Linked DNA regions of Homo sapiens: regions 1 and 2 are each linked to region 3. A link is a loop called in an ENCODE intact Hi-C map of the cell type or tissue named here. Cell type or tissue: PC-9. All regions are shown on one strand. Each heading gives the region's core, and the rest is flanking DNA. Links, peaks and the distances in the headings are about the cores only.

The links. Peaks named below come from ENCODE experiments on the same cell type or tissue, not always from the same donor. Only the 100,000 strongest peaks of a DNase experiment are listed, where the experiment ranks them.
Region 1: a loop joins it to region 3, with 3 times the contacts of the local background. A loop is called at or near these places in 22 of 110 quality-filtered maps.
Region 2: it touches region 3 in a loop (11-fold over the local background); 19 of 110 quality-filtered maps call a loop at or near these places.

The regions. Positions count from the first base shown.
Region 1 is chr9:120,725,887-120,736,261 of GRCh38, reverse strand. No RefSeq gene overlaps it. Among named protein-coding and RNA genes, the nearest start is that of MEGF9, 17 kb to the right of the region's middle. RefSeq lists an enhancer at 9,613-9,702. In PC-9, for the core only: no CTCF peak of the experiment used is centred there; DNase peaks (open chromatin) are centred at 5,491 and 6,411; H3K27ac peaks cover 5,393 bases.
Region 2 is chr9:120,749,422-120,759,796 of GRCh38, reverse strand. FBXW2 (F-box and WD repeat domain containing 2) reads left to right here. Exons shown (of 8, transcript NM_012164.4): 8 at 1-2,823. Among named protein-coding and RNA genes, the nearest start is that of FBXW2, 39 kb to the left of the region's middle. In PC-9, for the core only: CTCF peaks have their summits at 3,568 and 3,776 (motif pointing left); a DNase peak (open chromatin) is centred at 3,756; H3K27ac peaks cover 264 bases.
Region 3 is chr9:120,613,843-120,624,217 of GRCh38, reverse strand. MEGF9 (multiple EGF like domains 9) reads left to right here. Exons shown (of 6, transcript NM_001080497.3): 3 at 1,463-1,602. Among named protein-coding and RNA genes, the nearest start is that of CDK5RAP2, 39 kb to the right of the region's middle. In PC-9, for the core only: CTCF peaks have their summits at 4,101 and 4,303 (motif pointing left); a DNase peak (open chromatin) is centred at 4,277; H3K27ac peaks cover 2,679 bases.

The DNA.
Region 1 (10,375 bases), core at 749-8,748, 110 kb before region 3:
TGGGCTCTTGGAATCTGATTCTCAGCTTTGTTTGTTCCCTGTGGATTGTCAGGCCATGGGCCTGGAGGCTGCTCCATTTCAGGAAGCGTAGCTAACAAGAATGCTGGTTTATGAATTTACACGGAGAGGTTGTTCATGGTCCTTTATTTGAGAATAGTAGTAAGTGGACGTCAGAGAGTCATCTTGCCCCAGGGGTACGCCCCTGTATTTTGATGGGAATATTTCAGTAGCTCCTAACTGGTCCACTCATGTTGCCTGGATGTTCCATGCTCCTTCACAAAGCTGTCCTTGCTAAGTTGCTAACTAGAAAACCCTTCCTGCCTACCAGCTAGTCAACAAACTCCTACTTCCCCATCAAAACCCAGCTAATATGTCCCTTCTGTTTTCTTTTCAACAACACCATTTATAGATCCTCCAACTGAGCCTTTTTAATAACACTAGTAATGTTATCATTTATTGAGCTCCCATTATCTGCTAGGCAATTTTAAGTATTGATATACTTGTACCTTTTAATGTTCATGGTAATTATGCAATACAAGTATAACTATTTACATTTCTTCCAGATGAGGAAACAACCTCGAGATGTTAGGAAATTTGCCCAAAGTCTCACAACCAGGACATGAAGAAACAGAACTTTCTGACTCCAAAGTTCATACTCTCCCCCTTACACCACATCCCCTTTTCCTTGCACCATTCACTTTGAATTGCAAATACTGCTTGTCACTTGTCACCATCTTCACCCTTGCCCCACAAGCCCTGGCAGGCAGGTGGTGGCTCTGATTTCAGGACTGCCACCCCATTGTCCAGTACAAGGCCTGCTCTCAAGTGGCCAATCCTAAAAGTTGCATAGCAGTGAATTGTTTCATTTACAGGAACACACCTTGGAAAATAAAAGCAATGTGTTCATTCTTTCCCTGCAGATGGGATAGGCCCACTCTCTCCCCCGAAGAGGTGATAAGGGGGCAGGTCTTGTCTCCTTGAGGACTTGCAGATGTTTCCTGAGGCCCTGAGAGCATTTCTGCTTCTGACCTGCCTTGGCTGCCACTGCCAGTTAATGTGAGCTGCTGGGAAAGCCAGCTTCATGGCTCTGCTGCGTGTGGATGCCAACCACTGACTCCAGCCAGCTCTCCTGGAAACTGCCCTGAAATATTAAGGCTAGTAGGGGCCCACCAAGGATGGAGGCTGCATCACCAGCTTGCTGGATTCTCACTGAAGCCCAGCAGGATTTTCATTGCAGAAACTAAGCTTGTTAAGACCTCAAGCTTGGCAGTCAGCTCTAGCTTTGAAAATCTCCTCTACCACTTACTAAATCTGTGGTCTCTGGGCAAGTTTCTCAGCCTTTCTTAGCCTCAGTTCCTTCATCCATAACAGGAAGTAATTGCCTTCTTTTCTAGGTTGTTGATAAAAAGAGATAATGCACATAAAACCCTTCCCATTGAGCCCAGCACAGTGCCTGCATACAACAACTGCACCAAAAGTGATGATAATAATGATCATTGTTATGCAACTATCCATGGCAAATTTTTTCTTGTTTGCAGCTAAGAATCTTGATATGGCTAATATTATTAGTTGGGGGAGCAGAATAGTTTCTTTGGAAGGACAAGTCATTTGGGCTAGATGAGTAGTTTTCCCTAGTCCAGGACCAGTCCTGCCTGAGAAAGTGATCTCCCACCTTTGGGTGTAAACATATGCTGTTCTAGATCCCAATTCCTGGAGTAACCCTGGGAAGGCAGAGGCCTGGTCAAAACAAGACCCGTACTTTCCTGAATGCCAGGAAGCAATTACTTCTGTATCCCAACCACCTAACTCTAGACAGAGCAATTAGCAATTATTAAAATAATTTATTATTTTTTGAAGAAAGTGAATGATAATTTTATAGTGAACAATGTTTAAAAGTTAGAAAGTATTTTCTTAGGGATTATGATACTTACATTACTTAAGCACACAAATACCCACAAAAAAGAACATGGACTTTATTTAAATTTTACATAACTATTTCTTGAACTCTTCCAGTTTTCATCAACAGGGCTGCAGGGAGAAACTGATTGATTTGTGCAGTTTGGGTTTCCAATATTTTCCCTGGACATTCTTTCATATATACTTTTCTATATTTTGACGAATTTCATTTTGTCATTTTTAAGCTTATCATAGTATTCTTTCAAATGGGGGCCAAAGTTTGCTCATCCACCTGTCATTTGGGACCTGGGTAGGCCCCACTTTATGTAATCATGCATAATACTAGCAACCTTTATTTAAAAAAAGATTTATTTATTTACTTATTTTTTGAGACAGTCTCACTCTGTTGCCCAGGCTGGAGTGCAATGGCATCATCTTGGCTCACTACAACCTCTGCCTCCTGGGTTCAAGCAATTTTCCTGCCTCAGCCTTCCGAGTAGGTGGGATTACAGGTGTCCGCCACCACACGTGGCTAAATTTTGTATTTTTAGCAGAGACAGGGTTTTGCCATGTTGGCCAGGCTGGTCTCAAACTCCTGACCTCAGGTGATCTACCCACCTCAGCCTCCCAAAGTGCAGGGATTACAGGCGTGAGCTACCGCTCCTGGCCTGAAACAAGATTTAAAAACAATTTTGGAAATACATCCTTAGGACGAATCACTTAGATGTGGACTTGGGAGCCAAAGGATAGGAATAGATTTTTCTGCTTTTGTTACTAAAGGTTGGATTATCCTGAAGATAGAGAAAACCAGCTCACAGAGATCCTCCATGCACTCACTTCTGGTCTGAAATAGGAAAGAAATACAGAAGCAATGCCAATGAGATGACAAGGCACTCTTTGCAGAGCCAGGCAGCATTTGCTGGAAGGGGCTGGACTTTTCTTTTCCATGGGAACGTTCTCAGCTGATATCCCAGTCCTCTGGCTGTCAGTTTATTCAGGGCTACTCCACCCCCGCCTCAACTGCCTTTGCAGGAATTGCACAGTGGTAGTTGACACAGAGCCGGACGCACTCTAGAACCTCCCATGAATTCCAGAGAGTCAAATGCCTGTGGTGGGCAGGAATAAATGTTCTACTTGAACAAGGTGACATGGCCTGGGAGAGGGAGAACCACACCGACCAGGCAGGGCCCCGCCATCAACCTGCTGATGCAACAGGTACCCCCTCCCCACCTGGATGGCAGATTTCTTAATTTACACAACTATAGATGCATTTATTTGGCTTAGGAATTTGATTCCTTTTTTTTTTTTATACAGTTTCACTCTGTCACCCAGGCTGGAGTGCAGTGGCGCCATCTTGGCTCACTGCAACCTCCGCCTCCTGGGTTCAAGCAATTCTAGTGCCTCAACCTCCTGAGTAGCTGGGACTACAGGTGCGCACCACCATGCCCAGCTAATCTTTGTATTTTTAGTAGAGAAAGGGTTTTACCGTATTGGCTAGGTTGGTCTTGACCTCCTGACCTCAAGTGATCTACTGGCCTCGACCTCCCAAAGTGTTGGGATTACAGGCGGGAGCCACTGCACCCAGCCAGGACTTTGACTCTTGATAAAATACAGGACTCCTGGGAGAGGGTACAGTACCATTTATATCCCAGAGTGAACTATTTTACCAAAGCTGACTCTGAGAACAGGCCTGGTTGGGGAAGGAGGTGAAGAGACCCCATGAAGATCCTGAAAGCAAGGCCGGGTGCGGTGGCTCACGCCTGTAATCCCAGCACTTTGGGTGGCCAAGGTAGGCAGATCACTTGAGGTCAGGAGTTCAAGACCAGCCTGGCCAACATGGTGAAACCCCATCTCTACTAAAAATACAAAAATTAGCCAGGTGTGGTGGCACAAGACTGTAGTCCCAGCTACTCAAGAGGCTGAGGCAGGAGGATCACTTGAACCCAGGAGGCGAAGGCTGCAGTGATCCGAGATCACACCACTGCGTACTCTAGCCTGGGACGCCATGAGAGTTTTTATTAAAAAAGGAAAGAAGAGAGAGAAGAGAAGAGAAGATCAGTTCCTGAAAGCAAGAAAAGGAGGCCCGTGAAGGAGGTGAAGCTCATGGTCTAGCCTTCTATAGTTCACAAAAACTCTTAAGATGTAGGCTTCCTTCTCTAGTTGCCTCTGCCCCAGGGGGCTCCTTGAGAAGAACACTGTGCTTTGGGGGAGCAGCAGACAAGCCCCCCTGAGGTCATCTGGCTTAGAAACAAACCTGGGATGGGTGTTTCCTGTTGGATTGGAGAACTGACTGAGCTGCAGTTACAGTGGAGTTGCCCCAGTGGGCATCTGGCCTTCACAGTTAGCACCATGATGATGCTGTGATTTCTGCTTTGCTGTGGCTCTGTTTCTCTGGAAGCGGAATCATCACCATGATTTAACCTTTAGCCCAGCTCAGCGCACTAGACTGTGGCTCAGACCAAAACTTCCTTTCAGATTTTCTCTCTCTCATTTGCTATATTCTACCCATTCCAGCTTTTTTCTCCCTCTCAAACACATACGAAGCTTGTGTCTGTCTATGAGACTTTGCATTTACCATTCTGTCTCCCTGGTCTTCCCCAGCCTGCCTCCTCGTTCTCATTCAGGCCTCAGCTCAATGTGTACCTTCTCCCAGATGGCTTCCTTGACCATGCTTGTGAAAGTGACATGCCACCCCGGAGTCATTTTCTATCCCATTATTAGTCTGTGTTTTCTTCTTAGCACTGTCATTTTCTGAAATTATCTGATTTATTTAGGTACCCATATACTCTCTGGCTCCCTAACCAGAACATAAACTCCATGAGAACAGCAACAGAGCCTTTCTGTTCTCTGCTAAGAGCTGAGAATAGTGCTGGCACATACAGGGGATCCATCCAAGGATCACAGGCAGAGCCGTCCTTGCTTTTCCTCATTTGGCTTTAGAGTTTTTCTCCTAAGTGGTATACAGATATTGGCTTGGCAGGGAACAGAGCCAGGCAGCCAGTCCTGCATGCAGACCAGGGTTCCCGCCTAATTTAGCAGCTTCACAAGGGGTGTGGCCTGGGCTCCAGGGATCTGAGCTGGACCCAGTAGACAGAAGTTCACAGAGATGGGCTTTAGTGTAATAGCAAAAGGACTTGAGAACAGAGCTGACAGGAGACAGAATGGGAACGCCGATGCTTAACTGCACCAGTTCCATGCCCATCCATCCCCCTGTGGTCCACTCGCCACCCTCTGCTTCTGTGCAGCCTGCCCACACACCTGCAAGCTCACTGAGCTCATTGGTCACTGGAACTGCTTCCCAGCACAGAGGGTGGGGATTCGGCATCACTGGGGGAACTAAATTGGATGGTCTCTGTGGGCCATTTCATCTCCTATTTCAGGGGCTTGGCTGAGAGCAGTTTATTTCTAATCCTGAGGACTGCAGGGCCTCCAGGGAGGAGAGGGTGACAGACTGGGTTAAGCTGTTAATGGTGCTCTGGGGTTAAAGCTCAATGACCCACAGTGCCAGTGCACTGATTAGTGACCACATCCGCCCACCTGCTGTTTGCTTAGCAGGGAGAGCTGCTCTTCTGAATCAGGAATGCAGCACCAAGAAGAAATATGCATTCCAGGCCTGGTTCTGCTGCCAAGTTATCATGTGAGCTTGAATGAGTCCTTTCCTGCTCTGAGCCTTGGTGTGTCTTCCTGGAAGAATGTTTGGATTAGACCTAGATGCTTTTTTTTTTTTTTTTTTTAGATGGAGTTTCGCTCTTGTTGCCCAGGCTGGAGTGCAATGGCACGATCTTGGCTCACTGCAACCTCTGCCTCCTGGGTTCAAGCGATTCTGCTGCCTCAGCCTTCCAAGTAGCTGGGATTACAGGCATGTGCCACCACGCCCAGCTAATTTTGTATTTTTAGTAGAGATGGGGTTTCTCCATGTTGGTCAGGCTGGTCTCGAACTCCTGACCTCAGGTGATCTGCCCGCCTTGGCCTCCCAATGTGCTGGGATTACAGGCGTGAGCCACCATGCGTGGCCTGACCTAGGTGCTTTTTAAGGCCATCTCTTCTAACTCTAACGTTCTAGGATTAACTGGTGAACCTCACACATGAAAAAAGTTCCATCCATGGCAAGAGCTCATGCCCAGGCTCCAATTCTTCAGCAGATCCTCTTTCTTAGCTGACAGCCTGGAATGGAACCAAGACCCCTGACCTCTGTCATCGGCAGCTCAAGTCTTCTCGGAGAGTCTGTGTTTATTCACAGCTCTGGCTGGGCAGCTGAAAAAAGTATGTGATCTGTCAGTGGACAGATCCTGAGCTGTCCATCAGGAGGGAGATGAGCTAAGTCTAGAAGCCACCTGGGGGCTGTCCCACCAGCGCCCCCAACAGGTCTACTCATCCAAAGGGCAGGAAAGGGACTTTGTGCCTCTGCCTTTGATGGTGTAAGGACTCCTTGGGCAACATTTATGCCAAGACCTCGCTGTATTTGGCAGCCTTAGGGAAGCCTCCCTGTGGTCTTAAACCTGGAGCAGGAAGGAAGTGTAATGACAAGAAGCCTTTTCGTGAGGCCCATGACTATTTCATGATGTGATAGTTTCACTGCTGATAGTTTCACTGCACTTTCCTGAAACTCAACTCATCTTTGGCACAGCCATGTAGGAAGATCAGGGAAGCCTGACACTGCATTCTGGGGCCATTCTTTGTCCTGAGCCAGCAATTTCTTTTTCATTCTGTAGGGTTCTTGTAGGAATGAAAGATTCAGAAAGCCCAATAGTTGAGTAAACATTTCTCAAGCATCTTCTCTGAGCTAACCCCAACTTGGGAACTGGGGATTAAAAATGAATTTATTAACTTTTTAATGTTCTGTGCAACATATACACCTACACAGACACAGGGCATAGATTCTCTATTCATAGATGAATAGGCTTTTCACAAAGCATAAATCTTTTAGATCACTGCTAAATGGACTGATACACTGGCTTTAAGGGAATATACTTCTCATGTTTGAAAAAAATATTTTTAAAAAGTCAGACATAGTCCCTGCTCTCAAGCAGTTTGGGTAAAATCCTTTCATCCCTTTGAGCTTCAGTTCTGCAAAATGGGACTGTTGATCCCATCAAGGGCTGCTAGATTTAATGGATCAAATCACAAGATGCCTAGTTAAATTTGAATTTTAAATTTAACTGGACATCTTGCATTTTATCTGGTAATCCTAGCCCTGCCCAAACTAGGACTTTTATAAGGTACAGAAGGAATAATATGTGAATTAATAATGTACAACAGTGCTTTACAGTTTACGGAGTTCTGTGTCAGCGAGAAGGGTTTGGATTGAATGACTTTGATGTAAGGGGATCTCTTGCAGGCTTATGATTGTATTCTCATGATGAAGATCCTGAGACATGAGGAGAAAGACTCAATGCTGCATCCCTTGAGAACACTTTTAATTCCAGGACAGTGAATACAAAACCCTCAATGGCAAAAGATGGAGCCTGGAGCAGCGCATGTGAGAAAGCCCTGGGGTTTTTGGCTCACAGAAAAATCAAAACGGGACCCCTTAGGATGTAAACTCCATCTGCGTCTTCTGGCCACATCCTGGAAAGGATGGTATCCAGAATGCTGTCATTACTCAGACTCCCACTGGAACATTAAAAGGGACAGGAATGGGCCTGGTTCAAGGAGCTTGAAACCAGTGAGTGTCCTGGCAGGGACAGGAGTGATGAGAAGCGTCTGAACTGGAGATCTGTGGACTCAGGGGACATAAGCCATGGGCTTCCCATCCAGCATGGGTCCTGCTTTCTGGAAGGTGCCACTGCCATCCGAGGTTGCCAGCAAGCCTTTGTTTTGGTAAAGGGCCCCAAGGTGACATTCTTTTTCGGTCACTGTCCAGCTCGGAGAAGTGGAACACCAACAGTAGCAGCGATTGTTCAAAATGTGAAGGCTGAAAAAGGCCTTAGAATCCCCACTCTTTTATTTGTTAATTGATTATCTTACAGGTGTGAGCCACCTGTAATCACAGCACTTTGAGAGGCCAAGGCAGTCAGATCACATGAGGTCAGGAGTTCAAGACCAGCCTGGCCAACATGGCAAAACCCCATCTCTACTAAAAACAATACAAAAATTAGCTGGTCATGGTAGCATGTGCCTGTAGTCCCAGCTACTCAGGAGGCTGAGGCAGGAGATTTGCTTGAACCCGGGAGGCAGAGGTTGCAGTGGGCCGTGATCGCACCACCGCACTCCAGCCTGGGTGACAGAGTGAGACTCCGTCTGGAAAAAAAAAAATCCCCACTCTTTCCTCCTTCTATCTTAGCAATGGGGAAACTAAAGACAGGGTGGGGAGGTAACCCACCCAAGACCACATAATAAGTTAGGTGCAGAGCTGGGACCAGAGCCCACATCTGCTGCTTCCCAACTCAGGGTCAGATTCACGTCAGCCCATCCTTTCCCGAGATTCCCTCTGTCTGGGCAGGCCCTCCAAGCAGCCACTTTTTTCCAAGGCCAATAACCCAGAGATACTGCTGAGAAGCCTTCATTTTTCACAGGGAGGAAAGGCAGTTATTTATTATAATAGTAGTGATGATAATCTGCTTGGGGACAGCACTTTATAGTTTGCAAAATACTTTCATGTCATTTACGTGACCTCCCATCAGTTCCTACCTTCCTACACCTTATACCTCCTGCACCTGTTGTCCGCCCCTAAATGTGCGGTGACGTCCCACAGTGAGGCAGTTTCTTGCGGTGTTTGGAGCATAGTTTCCAGCGCCAAAATGCATGCGATTAAAGCCTGGCTCTGTCATTATGAGTGTGATCTGGGGCAAGTTATGTAACTGAGGTTAACTGTGCCTCTGCTTCTTCGTCTGTAAAGTGGGGATGATGGTAATAGGATCTACTTTATAGGATTCTTATGTGAGAATTAAATGATTCATTTATGCTTACAACAGTACCTAGCACATTGTGAGGCCTTAACAAATATCAGCTGCTATTACTACTACTACTACTACTACGATTGTTATTATTTCAGAGCTCTGTTCTATAACCCCAGAGCCCTTCTGCTATTCCTGTTGCTCCTTCAAGGCTTAGCTCAAACTCCCCTCCCCTAGGAAGACTTTTCTTTGATTCTTTCCCCTCAGCAGAGTTCGATGTTCTTTAATATTTACTGCACTTACTTAAATGCATTATATTTGCCTATTTTCTGGTCCATTTCCCTGACAAAGCTGTGATCTTCATCTCCATCTTTATCCCCAACACCATGCCTAGAGACAGGCAGGTATATGTGCTTAATTGATGTTTGTTGAATGCATGAGTGAGTGAGTGATCCTGTGGATTCCAAAATCTAGGAGTAACTTTTTATTTCTGTCTTTCCTTCACCCCACACCAATCCAACAGCAAGTCTTGACAATTCCACTTCTAAAACAGATTCTGAATCTGCCTCTAAGCCAGTCCAGGCCACCATCTTCTCACGCCTGGACAACTCAGCCTTCTGGCTGCTATCTGTGCTTCTGTCCCTGCTGCTCTATAATCTGCCCTCATCTCCCTGCTTAAAACGCTCCCTGACTTCTCTTTGCTCCTAGAATGAAGCCCAGTCTTCTTCCCTGGCTACAGAGTCCTGCCCTCTAGCTTGTACCACTCTCTCCTTCACTTAATATGCTTCACCCATTCTGGTTTCCTTTCTGTTTCTTTCCAACTTCAAAGTCTTGCACTTGCTGTTCCTTCCAGTGTTGGTAGAGTTGACTCCTTTTGCTTTCAGGTTGAATGTCACATCTCAGCAAGGCTTTCCTTCATCACTCTAAGGGGATATTATTCTGTGTCACAGCACCATTTTTATCTCCCTCGTAGCACTTGCTTAATCTGTAAATATCTTGATTATTTACCCATTTATTTGTTAATTGATTATCTTACTATATTGTATGCACCTTTTTTGTTGTCTTGTACACTAGGGTATCTCTATATCAGTGTTTAACACATTTCTGCTGAATGAATGAATGAATGATTCCTCCTAGCAACACAATAGGTAGACCAGGTATTGTATGCTTATTTTACAGCTGACAAAACTGAAGGTTAAAATAGGTGATTCTTGCTCTAAGTAACATAGGCTGGAAGTAGAGCAGCCAGGTATGCTAGATCATGGACTTTTCCCATTAGACCATTTTGCCTTGAAGGGAGATGGATGGAGGGCTGGGAACCCATCTTGGCTGATTCATAGATAGTTCCCCAACATGGGACCGGATGACAGAGATAACAAGTTCCTGCCTCTTAAAGAGGTCATGCTGCCAGTATGTGACAGTTCCAAATTCCAGACTGCACCTGACACATTGCACACACCCAATAAACACTCCATAATCATAAGAAAAGTTCAGTGGCTGTTTGAGAAAGGAAATCACACCCATGGGCCTGACAGGAGGACTGATCTACTAGGACCCTCTGCAGAGGCTGTTCTAATCTGGGCCTGATGAAATGGGAAAGATGTTTCTAATTCCTTTACACAAATGTGACCTAATTTGGAAGA
Region 2 (10,375 bases), core at 723-8,722, 140 kb before region 3:
CAATCCTGACCAGTGTAAACCCACTTAATTATTGCAGCCTAAAGAATTCAGCTACTTCTACTCTTCATAAATGTGCCCAAGTAAATATGTGTTTTTAATATTCAACCCTGGAAAATTAGTAATTCAGATGATAAAAGCTCATGTTTTGGTGTCTTTGTACTCAGATTGTGAACAGGCATATTTCACTGATTTAGACTTAGTATACTTGATGAGAATGCTCAGGTTGAAGAGATAGTTCTGTCAGCAATCCAACATCTATAGCAATGTGGAAAAAGTAATCAACTCATATTTCACGAATTTGATGTATGTTGTGATTTAGAGGGCATGAGATAAAGTTTATATTTGAACTGTGTGGGGTAGGGGGAAGAAGAGGTTGCTTAAGCAAATAGTGGGGTGATTGTGGAACAAGATGTCTCTAAGATGAGAAGTTATTTTCTTGCATCATAGAAGCACTCTTTTTACCCGTGAGTGATTGTGTTAACTATAAATCATTTATATCTGTACATTAAAGCAGATTCCCTCAATTAGGCAAATTTGGTTAGCCAAGCCCAAGTTATTGTTTGTACTTGAAAGTAATAAAGCTGCATTTCCTTAAAAATATATTCTGTAGTTAAGACTTTGTCTTGCTTTCCCCCCAACCACTTCAGACATTTTATCCAACCAATGCAGGGACTTTTCAAAAGTCAGTGTGTTTTTGAAAATAGAACAACCCCTTGAGTGATCTGAGGTGGCTCTGTTTTTTTACTGTTTCTGCATCTTCTAGAAGGTAAACTCAACAATATAACCATTTCTGAAGGTGATCCAAAAAGCAAAACAATAAAGGTAAAACACAAGGAAATAATTTTGGTGAATTTCATGAATAGTTGCAAATGAAGGGATGGGGTGGGTAAAAGTCCCATTTTGCTTCCAGACCTTGGAATAGTCTTCCTCTCTTTTGCCCAAGGATGTGTCTATCCAGCACATCTTTGCATGAGTTCTTTCTTACTAACTTAAACTTACGGGGCTTCTTGTCATTTGAGTACCACGGCCCTGCACCTTTGATCCCCTGACAGCATCATTAAGGGCAGATTGTCATTCCTGTTTTACAGATGAGAAAGCTGTGGCTTGGTAAAGTGATTCATTGCCTAGAGGAGTTATAGTAAGTGGTGAGGCTGAAGCCCTGATTTTCAGCCCCCACACACCTGGATTTTTTCCATGTTTTCATGTTTGTCTGTTCTTTCTGTATTTCAAGTCTCTTCAAATCCCGACTGCTGCCTTCTGCCTTCACCACTTGTGTGCACTGTTCAACCTGTCTTATGCTTTGCTTCCAGGGAGTCTCCCCAACCACTTCTTTGAGCACTTACTTGCTCTTGTTCAATCTTGGTAACTCTCCGTTACCATCAGGGCACATCTGGATTCCTTAACATCATGGAGCCCTAGCTAATTTCTTCGAGCAAACAGTTCTTGCTCCTCTATTTATTTCCACCCTTGCGCTTTGGGTGTTAATCTCCCATCCTCGTGGAAAGTTCTTGATGTTCCTTTCCACCAGTCCTAGGGCCAGGCTTTAATCCCATTGATCTCCCACTATCTTTAAAGCCTCTGCTGACCACCATACCCCACTCCAGCCTCACTGAGCATTTTTGTGTAAGGTTAGTGGTGCAGTTCATTTAGCAATAAATACTGTTGTACCTTTTGCAGTAGACAACTATTAACTTTCATCCTTGATTCTCAGTTTTTTCCAAAATACAAGTGAATACCTGGTTTCCCCAGCAACATTGTAAGATTGAGAGTAGGAATTCATTGAGATTTTAATGAATTCCATGGATTGTCTTAAGAGCTATCTAAACTTGGAAGAAAAATAACTTCCAGAGCATCTAAAATTGAAAATAAAAGATCAGAAGCAAATGAAAGATCAATTCCACACAGCTTTTCCTCTCTTAGACGTCCCTCTTCTGCCATATCCTGTAAACATCTGAAGTGTTCTGAGTACATTTGGAGAGAATATTTAATGATCACACTGTGATTAGACATGAGTAGTCCCTGCCAGTGGGATGTTCCTGTCCTTTGCATTTTAACCACATGTTCTGTGCTCTCTGTGGTAAAGATAATCTAACAGTAATAAAAACTTATGGAGAAAATTACCCAGAGCTCCTTTATCATTACGATTTTTAATACTCTCTTCTAATCCTTATGCACATGTGTATGGATTTATGTACTGCAAATCATTGTTTTGTAATACATTCTCAAAAATGTGCTTTAGGTTTTTACAACTACCATAATATTTTGTAATTTTCCTTCATTACTGTAATTTGCTAAACCATTTCTGTTTTGGTAGATAATTAGGTAGTTTCCAGTTCTGCTTTTTAGAAGATACTACAGAGAACTTCTTTGTGCATATTTCCTTAGAACAAGTTCCAGTAGAAGACTTACTCGCAAAAGCAGTGGAATTTTTTCTTAGTATTTTCTGTTACAGGTACAGAAGAGTGCATACAACACACAGTTTTGTCGAATAGTTATGAAGTGAACACTTGTCTAACCACTGCCCGAGTCAAGAAAGAACATTTCTAAACATGTTTGCCAATTTAATAGATATAAAGGAAGTATCTCAAGGTTGCTTTAACTGACATTTCTTTAACACATGACAACATTTTTATGGGGGAGGGGACTAGAGAGAAAATGACATATTTTTATGTGTGCTTATTTGTATCTCTTGAATTCTGTCTGCATCTTTTACCCATTACACTTTCAAATACTTGTGAAATCATTGGTCGAGATGAATTATGGCTATAAATAAAATTTCACTAATCTAATTATCACTGATTTAGAAATAATAGTTCAACCCAAGACATGCGTTGAAGTGTTCTTTCATTACATAAAAAGGATTTGTGTCAAGTAAACCTATACACAATCTGTTTACATATTACTGGTTTATATGGTACATCACAAATTATGCAAAAAGTAGATCTAGTAAGACCCAGTACCAAAGATTAGAGCTAGTCAACAATACTATTTAAAGGAAAATATGGACAGTCATGAGTCAAAATGTTTTTTCCCCAAATTAACCATAATATATATTGAAGTTTAAAATGAGGAATTCATTTTGGAAAGCAGCCAAGCACAGATTCTAAGAACATAGTAATCCTGTGTTTTATTTTTACTCAATGCAGACTCGAGGGTGTCAGGTGTGCTTTTATATCTCCAGCTTCTAAGTTCAGAGAGGAGATTTTCTATCTGAAACTTTTTATAGGATAGCAAACATTCCTGAGTTTCTTAGTTCAGCAGGTTTAGCCATGTAAGGCAGCTCTTGGGCTAGTTGATCTTTCAGGCTTTAAGGGCACAAGGCTTAAACTCTATTTGACAGAAGAAGAGAAAAACAACACTTAGGAAGTCTGTATATTGGAAGAAATGGAGAGGTGGAAATAATAGACTAAGAGTTATTTTTTTCATTTTCCTTTTCTCCCTCACCCGACTATGTCTTGAGAACAAACCATGTCTCATTCTTCTCTGTGCTCACATCACCTAGAACTACAAAGTAAACTGGAGGAAGGATGGATGGATGGATGGATGGGTGAATGGGCCTTGGGTTGGTCTACATTGATTTTCTGTAATCCAGTGTTCACAAAATGTACTTTCCTTCCAGCATCACCTGGAAACATCAGCATCACCTGGAAGCTTGTTAGGAATGCTAATTATCAGGCCACACCCAGACCTAATGAATCAAACTTTGGGGCTGAAGACCCACAGGTGTTTGTGATGCCCACTAAGGTTGAGAACCCCCGGCTATTATCTAGCCTGTTCTGCCACCTAGTGGAAAATTTGGGAGTTGCAGCTAGTAATGAGAGCCAGATTCCGTTGCTGTAGAAGACGTTTAATTATACCAAGGACTTTCTTGCACTTAAGGTTACTGCACATTCTGAGACTGAGTTTTGTTCTTGTCGCCCAGGCTGGAGTGCAGTGGCGTGACCTCTGCCTCCCAGGTTCAAGCAATTCTGCCTCAGCCTCCTAGGTAGCTGGGATTACAGGCGCACACCACCATGCCCAGCTAATTGTTATTTTTAGTAGAGATGGGGTTTCACCATGTTGGCCAGGGTGGTCTCAAACTCCTGACCTCAGGTGATCCGCCCACCTCAGCCTCACAAAGTGCTGGGATTACAGGAGTGAGCCACCGCACCCAGCCTAAATGTGTTCTAATACTGTACTTGCCTTCTACTTTATTTCCAGTTATCATAGGGCATGTCATGCTAAGACATCAGTAGGCAGCAGAAGGAACTGTCAACAGAGTAAATAGACAATCTACAGAATGGGAGAAAATATTTGCAAACTATGTATCTGACAAAGGTCTAATATTCAGCATCTGTAAGGATCCTAAGCAAGTCTACAAGAAAAAAAAACCATTAAAAAGTGGGCAAAGGACATGAACACTTTTCAAAAGAAGACATGTGTGTGTCCAAAGAAAGCATATTTAAAAAAGCTCAATAACTGATCATTAGAGAAATGCAAATCAAAACCACAGTGAGATACCATCTCACACCAGTCAGAATAGCTATTAAAAAGTCAAAAAATAACATGGCCAGGTGCAGTGACTCAGGCCTGTAATCTCAGGACTCTAGGAGTCTGAGGCTGGTGGATTGCTTGAGCCCAGGAGTTTGACACCAGCCTGGGTAAGAGGGTGAAACCCCATCTCTACAGAAAATACAAAAATTAGCCAGACGTGGTGGCATGCGCCCATAGTCCCAGCCATTTGGGAGGCTAAGGTGGGAGAATTGCTTGAGCCAAGAAGGCATATGTTGCAGTGAGCCATGATTATGCTACTGCACTGCAGCCTGGGAGACAGAGCAGGACTCTGTCTCAAAAAAAAAAAAAAAAAAAAAAAAATTTTTTTTTGACCGGGCCTGGTGGCTTACGCCTATAATCCCAACACTTTGGGAGACAGAGGCAGGTGGATCACCTGAGGTCAGGAGTTTGACACCAGCCTGGCTAACATGGTGAAACTCCGTCTCTACTAAAAATACGAAAAAAAAATTAGCTGGGCATGGTAGCAGGTGCCTGTAATCCTCGTTACTTGGGAGGCTGAGTCAGGAGAATAGCTTGAACCTGGGAGGCAGAGGTTACAGTGAGCCGAGATCACGCCACTGCACTCTTGCCTGGGCAACACAGTGAGACTTTGTCGTATCAAAGAAAAAAAAGAATGAACTTTGGAGAGGTAGAGAAAAGGGAACACATATACACTGTTGGTGGGAGTGTAAATTAGTTCAACCATTGTGGAAAGCAGTGTGGTGATTCTTCAAAGAGCTTAAAAACCAGAACTGCCATTCAACCCAGGAATCCCACTACTGGGTATATGCCCAAAGGAATATAAATCGTTCTACCATAAAGATACATGCACGTCTGCTGGGTGTAGTGGCTCATGCCTGTAATCCCAGCATTTTGGGAGGCCGAGGCAGGTGGATCACCTGAGGTCAGGAGTTTAAGACCAGCATGGCCAACATGGTGAAACCCCATCTCTACTAAAAATACAAAAATTAGCCGGGCGTGGTGGCACGCACCTGTAGTCCCAGCTACTCGGGAGGCTGAGGCAGGAGAATCGCTTGAACCCAGGAGGCGGAGGTTGCAGTGAGCGGAGATTAAGCCACTGCACTCCAGCCTGGGCGACAGAGTGAGACTCCATCTCAAAAAAAAAAGAATGAGAAAAATATTTTCTATTTGCTTATTTTTGTATTTTCTAAGTTTCCCACAGTGAGCATGAGTTTTTGTTGTTGTTGTTTTTGTTTTTTGTTTTTTTTTTGAGACGGAGTCTTGCTCTGTCGCCCAGGCTGCAGTGTAGTGGCACGATCTTGGCTCACTGCAAACTCCGTCTCCTGGGTTCACGCCATTCTCCTGCCTTAGCCTCCTGAGTAGCTGGGACTACAGGCACCTGCCACTGCACCCGGCTAATTTTTTGTATTTTTAGTAGAGATGGGGTTTCACCGTGTTAGCTAGGATGGTGTCGATCTCCTGACCTCGTGATCTGCCCACCTCGGCCTCCCAAAGTGCTGGCATTACAGGCTTGAGCCACCGCGCCCGGCCGAGCATGAGTTTTTTTAAGAATAATTAATTTTTTTTTAGTTATATAATACAGCTGCAGGCATCTTTTAGCTCAAACTCCCTCTTTCAGGAAACACGTATGAGGTTTCTACTCTGTATCAGGCATCGTGCTGGAGCCTGGGGATATGTAGATTAATCGTGTATGGTCACTGTTTCTGGGAGCTCAGGTTCCCTAGGATAGTACACACACAAAACCCAAGAGGTGTCATGAAGGAAGCACCAAGAAGGAAGAAGTTCTACTTAAGGGTGATAACCAAGGTTCCATAGAGGAAGTAACTCTCCAAGAGATTTGTAAGCTAGTAGAAGGATTCTAGATACAGACTTTCTATAAACTGATACTCTTTGTTTGCTGGCTCTAGGTTGCTAACCTAGATGCATGGTTGGTGGAACTGTATCACTCATCGGGTCTTTATTAAATATAGGAACACAGAAGACACTGCTAGAACTTGAAGGCAAAAATCATTAAACAACTGAAAACACAAAATGAGCAGGTTGGTGGTGGTGCCAGCCTGGTTTTTAATCTCTTCAAATCCACACAAAGAACAGCAACTAGGCCAGGCGCGGTGGCTCACGCCTGTAATCCCAGCACTTTGGGAGGCCGAGGCGGGCGGATCACGAGGTCAGAAGATCAAGACCATCCTGGCTGACACGGTGAAACTCCGTCTCTACTAAAAATACAAAAAGTTAGCCGGGCATGGTGGTATGCGCCTGTAGTCCCAGCTACTCGGGAGGTTGAGGCAGAAGAATCGCTTGAACCCAGGAGGCGGAGTTTGGGAGGTTGCTGTGAGCTGAGATCATGCCACTGCACTCCAGCCTGGGCGTCTCTGTCTCAAACAAACAAACAAACAAACAAAAAACCCAGCAACTGAATAGCAAAACCAAGGGCCCAGACAGTACTTTCAACAAAGCTAGGTACAAGGTAACTTCATGAGCCCCAGAATACAGTAGTTGAGGCGAAATACCTATTGCCACAAGAACATTTTTGTAGGAGGAAAATGAAGGAAGGAAAAGAGATAGTATATGAGAGGCCTGAGAACAGGAGAATCCAAAATAGGCAACAGGTGATCAATGGAGAGTTGGGCTGCCAATCCTAAAATGTCAGCTGAAGCTGGGAGAGGCTCTCCAACAGTGGATGAGAACAAGGACCTAAGGCAAGAACGCCTGAAAGGGCTGGAGCACTGTAGCCCTTATAAACAGTTGAGGCTGATCGGCTCTCTTTTAGGACAAGGCCCCACACCAGGGAAAACTCCTGGGGCTAAAACTCCTGGGAGCAGGACAGGGACAAGAGAGGAAAGTAAGAGATGGCCCAGACTCAAGAAAGGATAAAGACAGAGGCAGGAAATGCCAGAAAGCAACTTGCAATATGTTTGAATCCATACATAAGAGAAGAGGGACTGCTCTGAGAAGGTTGAAAAGCTTGCCTGAACATACACTCATTCCAAAAAGTCAGGAAAACAAATTTTACATAAAAATAATATAAAAGTATCAAGATCAAATTCTATACACAGTTATTAAGAAAAAAATGCGAAGAAGGAGCAGATTAACATCCTTACAGACAATGAAAACACACCAGGGAGACACCATAAAACAGACCAAGACTAACTTAAAAACAAATACATCAGCCTGGGCATGGTGGTTCACACCTGTAATCCCAGCACTTTGGGAGGCCAAGGCAGGCTGATCACTTGAGCCCAAGAGTTCAAGACCAGCCTGGGCAATATGATGCAACCCCATCTCTACAAAAAAAAAAAAAAAATTAGCTGGGCATGGTGGCATGTGCCTATAGTCCCAGCTACTCAGGAAGCTGAGGTGGAAAGATCACTTGAGCCTGGAAGGTCCAGGCTGCAGTGAGCCATGTTTGAGCACTGACTCCGGGCTGGACAACAGAGTGAGACCCCATCTCAAAAATAATAATAATAACAGATAAACAGATAATGATTTAAGAGATAAAAGACAGTGAAAAAGAAAGATATGTTTAAATAAAAAGGAAATGAAGAGATAAACAAGATTTGAGGGAAATTGACAAATATTGAAAGCAGCAAAGATCAAACATACAGGTAATAGGAGTTCCTAAAGAAGAAAATCAAGTAAGGGAGGAACAGAACAAATGCCAAAAGATATAATTCAAGAAAACATTTCAGAAATTTAAAAATGTTGAAACTACAATTGAAAGTATACCAAGAGAATATACACCCTGAGTGACCAATATTAAAACATTCCATTAAACTTATTAAACTTTAAATAAAAAGCAAATATTATTTGGGCATCCAAATAGTAGATGGGGAAAAATTCCTCTTAATAAAAGTATTCCAACTCTAAATGGGAAAAAGATAGAATATAACCAGTTTGCAACTCCTCTGAATGAATAGATAGGCATTGAGCTTCACCCACTCCTAAGATCACAAAGAGACAACAAATCATAATGTGTCTCCTATAGTCATGCCAAATACCCTCAGTAATCTTGCCAAAGGAACCAAACGTGAGTTTGAACCATTCTCTGAACTTAGGTACCAATTTGCAGGAAATACCAAGGATAGAGAAATATGTTGAACTGCAACAGGAGTATAAAATCAGCAAAATCCAGACTGCAGGAAACTGTAGCAAATGGCCTGGGTTTTTCAACAGATACATTCTAAGGAAATGAAAGGGGTGGAGGAAGAATCTATAAATTGAAAGAGACAGGGCCAGGCATGACGGCTCATGCCTGTAATTCCAGCACTTTGGGAGGCTGAGGCGGGCGGATCACCTGAGGTCAGGAGTTAGAGACCAGCCTGGCCAAAATGGTGAAACCCATCTCTACTAAAAATTCAAAAAAAATAGCTGGGTGTAGTGGCACATGCCTGTAGTCCCAGCTACCTGGGAGGCTGAGACAGGAGAATCGCTTGAACCTGGGAGGTGGAGGTTGCGGTGAGCCGAGATCACGCCATTGCACTCCAGCCTGGGCAACAAGAGCGAAACTCCGTCTAAAAAAAAAAAAAAGAAGATACTTGAATAAGAACTTAAGAAGATGCTTAACATCATTAGTCAACAGGGAAACATCTAAATAGAATGGCTAAAATTTAAAAAACCAACCAAACCAAGTACTAGAGAAGATGTGGTGCAACTGGGGATCTCATACACTGCTAACAGGAATGCAAAATGACACAACCACTTTGGAAAAATATGTGGCAGGTTCTTAAAGTTTAATAGACACCTACCATATGACACAGCCATTCCAGTCTTAGCTTTTTTTTAATCCAAAAGAAATAGAAACATATATCAACACACAGCCTGGCCAACATGGCACAAACCCGTCTCTACTAAAAATACAAAAGTTAGCCAGGAGTGTTGGCATGCACCTGTAATCCCACTTACTTGGGAGGCTGAGGCACAAGAGTTGCTTGAACCCAGGAAGCAGAGGTTGCAGTGAGCCAAGATTGCGTCACTGCACTCCATCCTGGGCAACAGAGTGAGACCCTGTCTCAAAAAAAAAAAAAAAAAAACCCATACATCAACACAAAGATTTGTACCTAGATATTTATAGCAGCTTCATTTGTAATACCCCCAAACTGGAAACACCCCCAAATGTGTATTAACAGATAAATGGATGTATAATTGAGATCTATTTATACAAAGAAATACTACTGAACAATAAAAGGAAAAATTATCAATATATACAATAATATGAGTGAACCTCAAAATTATGATGCTGAGTAAAATAAGCCTGATAAAAAGAATGCACACTATATGCTTCTATTTATACAAAATTATATCTATAAAATCAATCTCCAGTGACAGAAAGCAGACCAATGGTTATCTGGGATGGAGCTGAAGGAAAGGATGACCACAAAGGTGCTATGGTCTGAGTTTGTGTCCCCCCAAAATTCATATATTGAAATCTTAACCTCCAAGGTGATGGTATTAGGACGTGGGCCTTCGGGAGGTGATTAGATGGTAAGAGCAGAGCCTCCATGAATGGGATTAGTGTCCTCATAAAAGAGACTCAGTGAGTTTGTTTCCCTCTTCTGCCTGGGAGGTTACTGTGAGAAGACAGGTGTCTATGAAGAAGCTGGCCCTTACCAGACATCTTGATCAAGGTCTTCCAGCCTCCAGAACTGTGAGAAATAAATCTCTGTTGTTGGCTGGGTGCAGTGGCTCACATCTGTAATCTCAGCACTTTGGGAGGCCAAGGTGGGCAGATGGCCTGAGGTCAGGAGCTCGAGACCAGCCTGGCCAACATGGTGAAACCCCATGTCTACTAGAAAAAAAAAAAAAAAAGTTAGCTGGGAGTGGTAGTGGGTGCCTGTAATCCCAGCTACTCAGGAGGCTGAGT
Region 3 (10,375 bases), core at 1,056-9,055:
AAAATAAAGCATGGTATGTACACTCAGACAACTACTTTATCAAGATTCATTAAGTCACTTTAAATCAGCAATTAAGGAGCAGATCCTCCAGATAGAAAGTCTTTTAGTGCCCCAAGAATTATTAAGGGAAAACCCACTTCAGGAATAGCAACTACTTTGGGAACATTGGCTATATTATGGTTACACAATATTATTAAGTGATTTTGTGTTCGAAACTAATACCTTCTTCTTGTAGGTTGTGGGTTAGGCAAACACCATCATTGAAAGTAACTGTTTATCCTTTTGTATATTGAATAACATATTTAGAGGAATGAGGAGTAAGCATATTTTGATTAACATTTTAAAAGCCTTGGAAATAAGCTGATGAAGTGTTGTAAGCCATTCTTTGAAAGGTACATTATGTTCTTTATAATTTTCTGATAGTATAGAGTGGCTTCGATTGACTGGTTCCTTCTTATTGAGTCATAAAATATTCCTGAATTTTATTTTTTATGAATACAGGTTTTCTTTGCTAGATCTTTAAGTACCTTGGGATATTCTTGTGTAAGACCGTATATGTGTGTGGCTTCTTTTCTTTTTTCTTTACTAAATTACTTAAGATTCATAGATTCATGCTTGATAGTATAAATTAGATAATGTAAATTTTTGTTGCATTTTTAAAAACATCTCCTATACTATGATCAGTACAAATTTTATTTAAGCTTTAAACATCAAAATATTTGGGCTTCTATCTCTGAGAACCTTTGACTTTGTTAGGCTGCAGCTTCTCTTCAAGCAATAAGATTTCTCAGCCTTTGTTAAAGACCTGAAATTTACTTGCAGTGAGAAAAGAGAGCAAGATTTATTGTGGACAGGGCATAAACACCATCACTGGAGTCAGGACCTATATAGATGGTGAATTGTAATGCTTTGGATCTACAGAATGAAGCTTGATACCTAAGTGGATATCAAGTTATTTGGCAGACAAATTTCTTGTACCAATTTAGAGTCAATCTTAGGAGTAGATAGTATGGTGGGGAAAAGTCTGGCTTTGTATGAATAGACTTGACTTACTAGCTGAGGACAGTAACTTTATCTGAATTTTCTCAGTAGTAAAATAAGTATTATGACCCTCACCAGGTAGAACTACCTTGAGGATTAGAGAAAAAATATATTTATTGACATAAGCCCTCAATAAATGATAGCTCATTGCATCATCATTATTACTCCTGCTTTCAAATGCCTCCATTTTAAATTTTCTGTAAAATTATTTGTTAGCTAAGAAATTGCATTATGCAATACACTAGACAGCTTTTAATAGCAATACAGAATTTGATAGGTGATTTATTTGGACACAAGGCTTTGAGATATGGTAAGTATATATGATTTACATGAGCTGGGCTTTCTTTCCCTTCTGGGGTGTTACTCAATACAACTTTTAAATTGATTTACTTTTATTCATTGTCTTTGCTTTTATTTGCAGTTCTGGGAAATGCCAGTGCAAAGTGGGTGTCATTGGCTCTATATGTGACCGATGCCAAGATGGATATTATGGCTTTAGTAAGAATGGCTGCTTGCCCTGCCAATGCAATAATCGGTCTGCCAGTTGCGATGCCCTCACAGGTACGTACTTTCCTTAACTTTGTCATGTAATTATTCCACTGTTCTTTTAATTTGGAAATCTTTCAGCTATAGGTTGATTCTTCTGAAATAGTTTGGAAGGGCCTTTATCTTCTAAGTAGGATGTACTAGATCACAGCAAGCCAAACTCCTGCTACAACAAACTTGAAAAAGTACGTAAATTAAAAAAAAAAAAAAAAAGTCATATACCTATGGAGGCAAGGAGAACTATAGGAACTAAAATTCCAGAAAGGTTGGAACTCTTCCTAGGTAAACTGATGATCACCAGCCATTGTCTTTCCAGGGGACATTTGCTGATTCTGAGCATAGGCAAAGAATGAGCTAGACCCAAGCAAAGGAATTCTTTAGGAAAGAGATACAAGAAATGTTTTTGGCAGTCATTTGAGGCTTGCATGATGGTTGGAAACAAGAGGATCCCCAAACACAAGGCCAGCTTTCCCACAGGATATTAGCCGACTATGCAAAAGATGGAAGGCTGGGCCAGAAAGGTAGAAAAAAATCTCTTTCTCTTTCAGTCTTGTGCTGAGGAGACAAAATCCCTTTAGAAAGAGAGGGCCTGCTATGACATTCAATTATCTCCCCCTCAAGATGTCTTCAGACTCTGAGGGTGCATGCAGTGGGACCTAAGCTCAAATTACCAAAGGCCAATACAAATCTCTCACAGTCTTTTAGGGCTAAGGAGACACAGGCTTGCTAGGCTCTGACCAAGAAATAGTAAGGAACCAGAAGTTGATTAACTCATACTAAAATTACAGTCCACCCTCAAGCCGCCTCACCTTCTGATTGGATTGAAGTAATTCTCTCATTATATCTGCCTAACAGATGAAAGGGGAGCCCTCTCTGGTTCTTTTATATACTGTGTCCGGCATACAATAAAAAATACTGGACAATGCAAAGACAGAAAAATGTGACCAATACCAAAGAGAAAAAAAATGAGCAATGGAAGCAGACCTTTAGGTGATCTAGGTGTTAGAGTCAACTTAGAAAGACTTGACTAAAGTTAGTATTTTCATACAATAAAGGGAAAATCAGACAAAATAGGTGAAGAGAGGCAAAATGTCAATAGAAATTGGAATCTCTAAAATATCAAATGAACAAACTGGAACTGAAAAATACAACATGTGAATTAATAACTCATTGCATTAATCTAACAGTAGATTGTACACAGTGAAGACAAAGTTAGAAGACTTGAATACAGTACAATTAAAAATATCCAAACTGAAGCATTTCGAGAAAATATAATGGAAAGAACAGAGCAGGGAAGATGTGGGACACAGCCAAAAGGTTTAGCATAAATGTAATTGGAGATCTAAAAAGAGAGGAAAGTGATACTGGATCCCAGTAATATCTGAAGAGAAAATGGCCATGAATTTTCCAAATGGATTAAAGGTGTCAACCGACAGATTCAGAAAGTTCAGCAAACCCTAAGCAATATAAAACAAAGAAAACCACATTTAGGCAAACTTAGTCAAACCATTAAAAACTAAAGCCAATTAACTTCTGATCTTAGTTTTCCTAAATGTAAGAATTAAGTATCCTTCCTTGGAAACATTTTTTTTCCCAAACAAACAAGCAAAAAAAATCAGGACACACTAGTCTGACAAGTACAAGTGTTTTTATGAGAACAGGGTGGCAAAATACTTGAAGTCAAAAGTACCCTGGAAAAATCGGTTGAAAGTTTTATTCTTCATTCAAATACTCTATAGTAAAACAAATTGATTTAGAAGAAATTGTTTTTTTTTTCTTTTATGCGATCTTGTCTCTGCCTATTTGCCAGTTTTATCTTGTGGCGTTCTTTTTCTTTACATCTGTGATCCAGTCAGACTGGCTTTTATTTCTAAAACAAGGCATGTTCCCTGGTCCCAGGGTTCTCATATATGATCTTTCCTCTGCCAAGAATGGTTTTTCTAATCCACCTCTACCTCCATCCTTGACCCCTCTGCCTTATTAAATCACATTCTTCCCTCGAGTCGTCAATTAAAGGCCACTTCATTAGAAAGCATTTCCTGATGCTCTAGGCTTAATGGTAATTTCCTTATTATATGCTCTCACATATACTTGTATTTTTTCATAGCACTTTTCACAGTTTGTAATTGTATATTTATTTGTGATTCTGAGTCACATATGGCTCACTCATGAGGGCAAGAACTTTTTTTTTTCACCATTGTATACACAATCTCTAGCATGGAGCTTTAGCATATAGTAACTACTCACTAAATTTTTATCAAATAAATGAACAAATGAATGGAAAGGCGTACAGAGGAAAGATTATTTTCAATACTGAGTAACAACAGGAATACTTCATTATACTGAGTCGATTAAAATTACTCCCTAGATCTTTTACAGTACCGAAAAGCAGTCTACATTGCTGATTCTCAGTTTTAATTTTTCTTAAGGCAACGAGGCCACTGTCTTTACTGTCATGTAAGTGCTGACCTGTCCTTTCTCTGGAGATAATTTAAGGCAAAATAATTCTTTTCATGGTTATGGTTTCTAAAAGCAGCTAGTAGTGAGAGAAATAAATGGGTTCTTTGTTTGGAATTATAATAAAAGTGGAATCCAACGTGAAGGAGTGCAAATACTGTATTTAAAATTACAAGCTTTATATAAAACCACTCTCGTCAAGTGACTTTATTTTCAACAGTGCTGTGATAAGGTTGCCCTCTGGTGGCCACTTACTGTGTTTTCACAGTCCTATTTTCACCCCCTCTACTGTTTTGCTATACCTTGTGTTTTAGATTGAAGTAGATTTTCAAAGTACTCTTTTTTTGTGGTAAGATATATTTGGATAAACATTTTGGAAAGCAATTTGACAGTAAGTATTAGAAATCTTAAAAATTGTTCTTTGATCTGGTAGTTCTATTTCCAGGAATCTATTCTAAGGAAAGAATTCTAAATTCTTAAGAAGGTTATATTCAGAGATGCTCACCAAAATGGTAGTTACAATTTTAAAAAGTTAGGCAACCCAATTTCTCACAATAGGGTATTAAGTAAATACTGTTATCTAGGCAGTATATTATTAAAAACACAGAAAACCAAATGTTGACCTTACCTTGAGCAAGTTGCTTAATCTGTTTCTTCATCTATAAATTTGATATAATAGCAGTAACTGCCTAGTGGGTTGTCGTGAAGATTAAATGCAATACACTTGTACAGCCTTTATATAGTGCCTGGTCCATCACAAGTAATCAGTAAATGGTAACTGTTACTATGTTCTCGATAAAATGTTTTGTTTTGTTTTGTTTTTTCTGAAACAGAGTTTCACCCTTGTTGCCCAGGCTGGAGTATGGTGGCGCGATCTCGGCTCACTGCAACCTCCACCTCCTGGGTTCAAGCGATTCTCCTGCCTCAGCCTCCCAAGTAGCTGGGATTACAGGCGCCCACCACCACGCCCGGCTAATTTTTTGTATTTTTAGTAGAGACGGGGTTTTGCCATGTTGGGCAGGCTGGTCTCGAACTCCTGACCTCAGGTGATCCGCCTGCCTCGGCCTCCTAAAGTGGTGGGATTACAGATGTGAGCCACTGTGCCTGGCTGATAAAATGTTTTAAAGAATGATATATAGCAATATGAGAAAGTGAAAGAAGCAAGGTATAAAATAACTTATGCCATATAATTAGACTAGTTAAAAAACAAAAGCCAAACCCCTGTAAATGAGGAAAGATTACAAAGAGAAGTACTAAAAATCTTTTTTTTTTTTTTGAGACCGAGTCTTGCTCTGTCACCAGGCTGGAGTACATGGCACGATCTCGGCTCACTGCAACCTCTGGCTCCCGGGTTCAAGCGATTCTTCTGCTTCAGCCTCCCAAGTAGCTGGGATTACAGGCGCCCACCATCACACGCCCAGCTAATTTTTGTATTTTTAGTAGACACGGGGTTTCACCATGGTGGCCAGGCTGATCTTGAACTCCTGACATTAGGTGATCCACCCATCTCGGCCTCCCAAAGTCCTGGGATTACAGACTTGAGCCACGGAGCCCAGCCTAAAAATCTTAATGAGAGATTTCCTAGGATGATTTTTTACCCCTTTCTACTCCTGTATTTTTCTAGATTTTCTTTATTAAGCACGTTTCCCTTAAAATGGAAGTGGGGGGATATTATTTTTAAAACTGGAACTTCATGTTCATATAATATACTTCCTTTGAAAATCCAGTGTACCTTTATGTATTCATAGTGTCCCATGATGAGTAACTTGACCTGAGCAGCTTGACTGAGTTGACCAATCCTCTACTCCCCAATGATACTTACTTCAGAGTATCATGCTTTCCTAGTTTTTGTGCTACCTAACCAGCTTTTCCTTCTTATTTGTTCTACTACATCTTCCTCAGTTCAGCTCCAAGCACTGGAGTGCCTCAGGGCTCAGAGCTTGTCAAGTTTGTCTTTGCCATTTAAACTTTCTCCCTAAGTGGTCTCATTCAGTCCCCTGGATTTAATTTGTATTTGTTTGTTTGTTTTAGCTCATTTTCCCCCTTAACCCTGGATTTAATTTAAATGCCATCTATATATGTGCTTATTATCAGATTTGCATTTCTCCGTTGATCTCCACACTCAAATATCCAACTGTCAAATATCCACTTGTTTTAATTGGCATTATATACCTAACACATCCAAAACAACTTTTTTTTCAACTTATAAGTTAAGCCTGCTCTATTCATTTCACCAAGTTACTCAGTCCCAAAGCCTAGTAGTCATTTTTGATTTTGCTCCTTTTTATTACTGCAAATATCCAGCTCATCAGTATATTCCATCAGCCCTATCTTCAAAACATACCCTGAATCTGACCACTGTTCATGACTTTTATTGCATCATCCTTGCCCAAGCCACTGTCATCTCTTTGAACTACTTTGGCACAGTCTCATCTGGCCTTTCAGCCTCCTCTCTTCTCTCCCTATTCTCTGATCCCCACCCCACCACAGTTAGTCTCCACATAACAACCAGAGCAATCTTTTTAAAATGTAAAACCAGATCATGTCATTTTCATGCTTAAGCCCTCCAATGGCTTCTCATCCCTTTTGGAATAAATAAAATTCAAACATCTCTCTATGGCCTATCTGGTTTTACATTTTCTGGGCCCTGCCTTTCTCTCTGACCTTATGCCCTGTTACTCTCTCCCTTGTTAACCTGGGCTCCATACTGGCCTTCTTTCAGTTTGACAGGTTAAAGCTTGCCTTTTGTTCTATAAAGAGGGTAAGGCATTTCTTCCTACAACAAAGCACATTACTGTATTTCAGATAGGTTTATATATAAATGATGAAATGGTAAAATAAATAAAGGAATAAGGAAAGGTCTTTTTGCAGGTAACAATGTATGTTTTCAATGTTTTGTCCCTGAATTTGGCTGGAAAGGAGCCCTACATTCCTTTCTTTGACTATTTATTTTCTTGGTTATCTCTACAAAGATTTTTGAGATGCTTAGTCAAGGAGCATGAAAAAATCATCTTCAGGAAACATTCCTTTTTCTTTTGATCCACCCTTTGGCCATCTTTCAGCAATGAGAATGTGAGAATGTGAGTTTTAGGGCAGTATTGTTATATTTTGGGGGGTTCCAGGCAGAGCATAATGAACAATGTTAAACTTCAGCTTATTTTTATGTATCATTTATCATAAAAGAAAGATTCTTAGATTTTAGATTTAAAGGAAACCTTAGATTTCATCTAGTTCAGCTTTTAAAATTTACAGATGAAGAAATTAAGACATAAAGAGAAAACATTATGTCCTATGGAATAGTCTTTCACCCTTTGAAATGCTCACATTATATTAAATCGTTAGCCAAAGAATTATTATCCCATTTTACAGATTAGAAAAGTGAAAATCAGAGAAGCTGTTTGCTTAAGGTAACTTAGTTTGTGAGAATTTCAGCTGGAAATGGAACACAAATTTGACATTAATTCCCATACCACTTTTTTTTTTTTTTTTTTTTTTTGAGACAGAGTCTTGCTCTGTCACCCAGGCTGGAGTGCAGTGGCTGATCTGGGCTCACTGCAAGCTCCGCCTCCCGGATTCACGCCATTCTCCTGCCTCAGCCTCCCGAGTAGCTGGGACTACAGGCACCCACCACCATTCCCGGCTAATTTTTTATATTTTTAGTAGAGACGGGGTTTCACCGTGTTAGCCGGGATGGTCTTGATCTCCTGACCTCGTGATCCGACCGCCTCGGCCTCCCAGAGTGCTGGGATTACAGGTGTGAGCCACCGCACCCAGCCCCATACCATTTTTTAATGCTATGTTGCCTCTCACAGAGGAGTTGTAAGCTATTAAAGAAGCAAATTCACATCATTAGTTTCTACCGTATATAGGTTTTAAACGTTATGGTCTTTATTTTTATTGTAAAAATAAATAATTATTAAATATATATATGAAGTGTTTCAAATTGCTTGAGTTCTTGAAATATTTTACAATGTGTATGTGATATATTTTACAGTGTGTTATTTTACAATAAGAAAAATCAAGGTAATAAAAAATAAAAGTGATGCATGTATACTAGAGATAATTTCTAGACTAGAGGGAGAAAAACTCTGAAAGGGCTATTGCCTCTCACGACTGTTGTTAACACTTTGGTTATTTATGTCTGGCCTATCTTTAATTTATTTGTTTTCTTTCTCTATAGTTGTACTTTAGGTACATGCACCTTAAAGCAATGTAAACAGTGATTAATATTTAAGAATCAATGAATTTTATTCTTTTTTTAATTTATTTATTTTTCTTCTGAGACAGGGTCTCGCTCTATTTCCCGGGCTGGAGTGCAGTGGCATGATCATAGCTCACTACAGCCTCAACCTTCCAGACTCAAGCGATCCTCCCACCTCAGCCTCCTGAGTAGCTGGGACTCAGGCATGCACCACCGCACCCAGCTAATTTTTGTATTTTTTGTAGAGACAGTATTTTGCCCTGTTGCCCAGGCTGGTCTCAAACTCTGGGGCTCAAGCAATCCACCTGCATTGACCTCCCAAAGTGCTGGGATTACAGGTTTGAGCCACTGTGTTGGGCTAAATTTTATACTTATACTTGCTTTCATTTTTACTTTTGAGATAACATTGTTTACCACGTAAGGTTATTTTTTTTTTACTCATTGATTTCTCATTGCAGGGTATGGCCAAAAAACAAACACAAATAAAAAATTCTTCTGGAAAAAATATTCTGGTATAAATGGCTTAAGAGAGTAGAATTATATTGTGGTAGTCACAAACATGTGGAGTCTTATTTAGAATAGTAAAAAGCCCCAAAATAGTAAACATATAAGCCCAGTAGCCCTGTAGGAGTAAAGGATTACAAGTGTGTGTGTGTGCATGTGTGTGTGTGTGTACACACACATGCACACACACACGCTTACATATATGTATTTATTTATTATTATTATTTTTGAAAAGGAGTTTCACTCTTGTTGCCCAGGCTGGATTGCAATTGTGTGATCTCGGCTCACCACAACCTCTGCTTTCCGGATTCAAGTGATTCTCCTGTCTCATCCTTCTGAGTAGCTGGGATTACAGGCATGCACTACCACACCTGACTAATTTTGTATTTTTAATAGAGATAGGGTTTCACCATGTTGGTCAGGCTGGTCTCGAACTCCTGACCTCAGGTGATCCACCTGCCTTGGCCTCCCAAAGTGCTGGGATTACAGGCGTGAGCCACCATGCCTGGCATATACATATATACATATATATATGTATGTATGTATATATGTATATAAAGGGTAGCAACATGACCTTTTCTTGTCACATCAGCTATGCACAAAGGACTTATTATTGGACTGCATCTTACCCTGAACATCCAAATTTTACTATGGAACTGTTAGCTTTTTTTTTTTCAGGTATTTTTTATATTAAAGCTTAGCACTTTATCAGAACTTTTTCTCTTAAAAATTCTTTGTATTGAACATTTTTAATAGGGGGAGAGTAGGTAGACAGATTTCACACATAATGCAGGTTTTGACGTGTCCAACCTGAGGAACAGTTTAACTTTTAAAATTGTTTTATTTTTAGAGCAAAACTCCAGTTTCCTAGTATGTATTTTTCAGCTGTTTTTTATTGTCACAAAGATACATAGCTAAAGAGAGATCATGATACAAGAAGATCTGAAAGAAGCCAGTACCTAAAGTGTCTACCACAGCATGAATATATACTACTTTGTTATGTGGGAAAAATGTCATTAACACTATCAGGCCTTTACAATTACATGATTGAAAATGATGATATTTACATACAAGTTTGATTTAATGTTAAGTGTTCACATAAACTTTTGAAGGTATCTTTCACAATAAATTTATGAAGTTTGGGGGAATTTTGCTGTAGTCAGTTAAGAATTGAGATTTACACTTAGGGAGGCCTACATGGGCGCATCACTTGAGGTCAGAAGTTCGAGACCGGCCTGGCCAACGTAGTGAAACCCTATCTCTACTAAAATACAAAAATTAGCCAGGCGTGGTGACATGCGCCTGTAATCCCAGGTACTTGGGAAGCTGAGGCAGGAGGATCACTTGAACCTGAAGATGGAGGTTGCAGTGAGTGGTGAGCAGAGATCATGCCACTGCACTCTAGCCTGAGCCACAGAGTGATCTCCGTCTCAAAAGAAAAAAAAAAAAAATTGAGCTTTTTAACATGTAGGTTGATGACATTTTCATTCTTTTGTTTTTTTCAAGTTTTGCTTCAGTTGTGAGACCATTTTATTTCACAGCCTTATTCTCTCTCCCCTTTTAAAAATATTTCTGCTAGTAAGGAAAAGAAATCAAGACTTTTACGAATAGTTTTAGCATTGGACT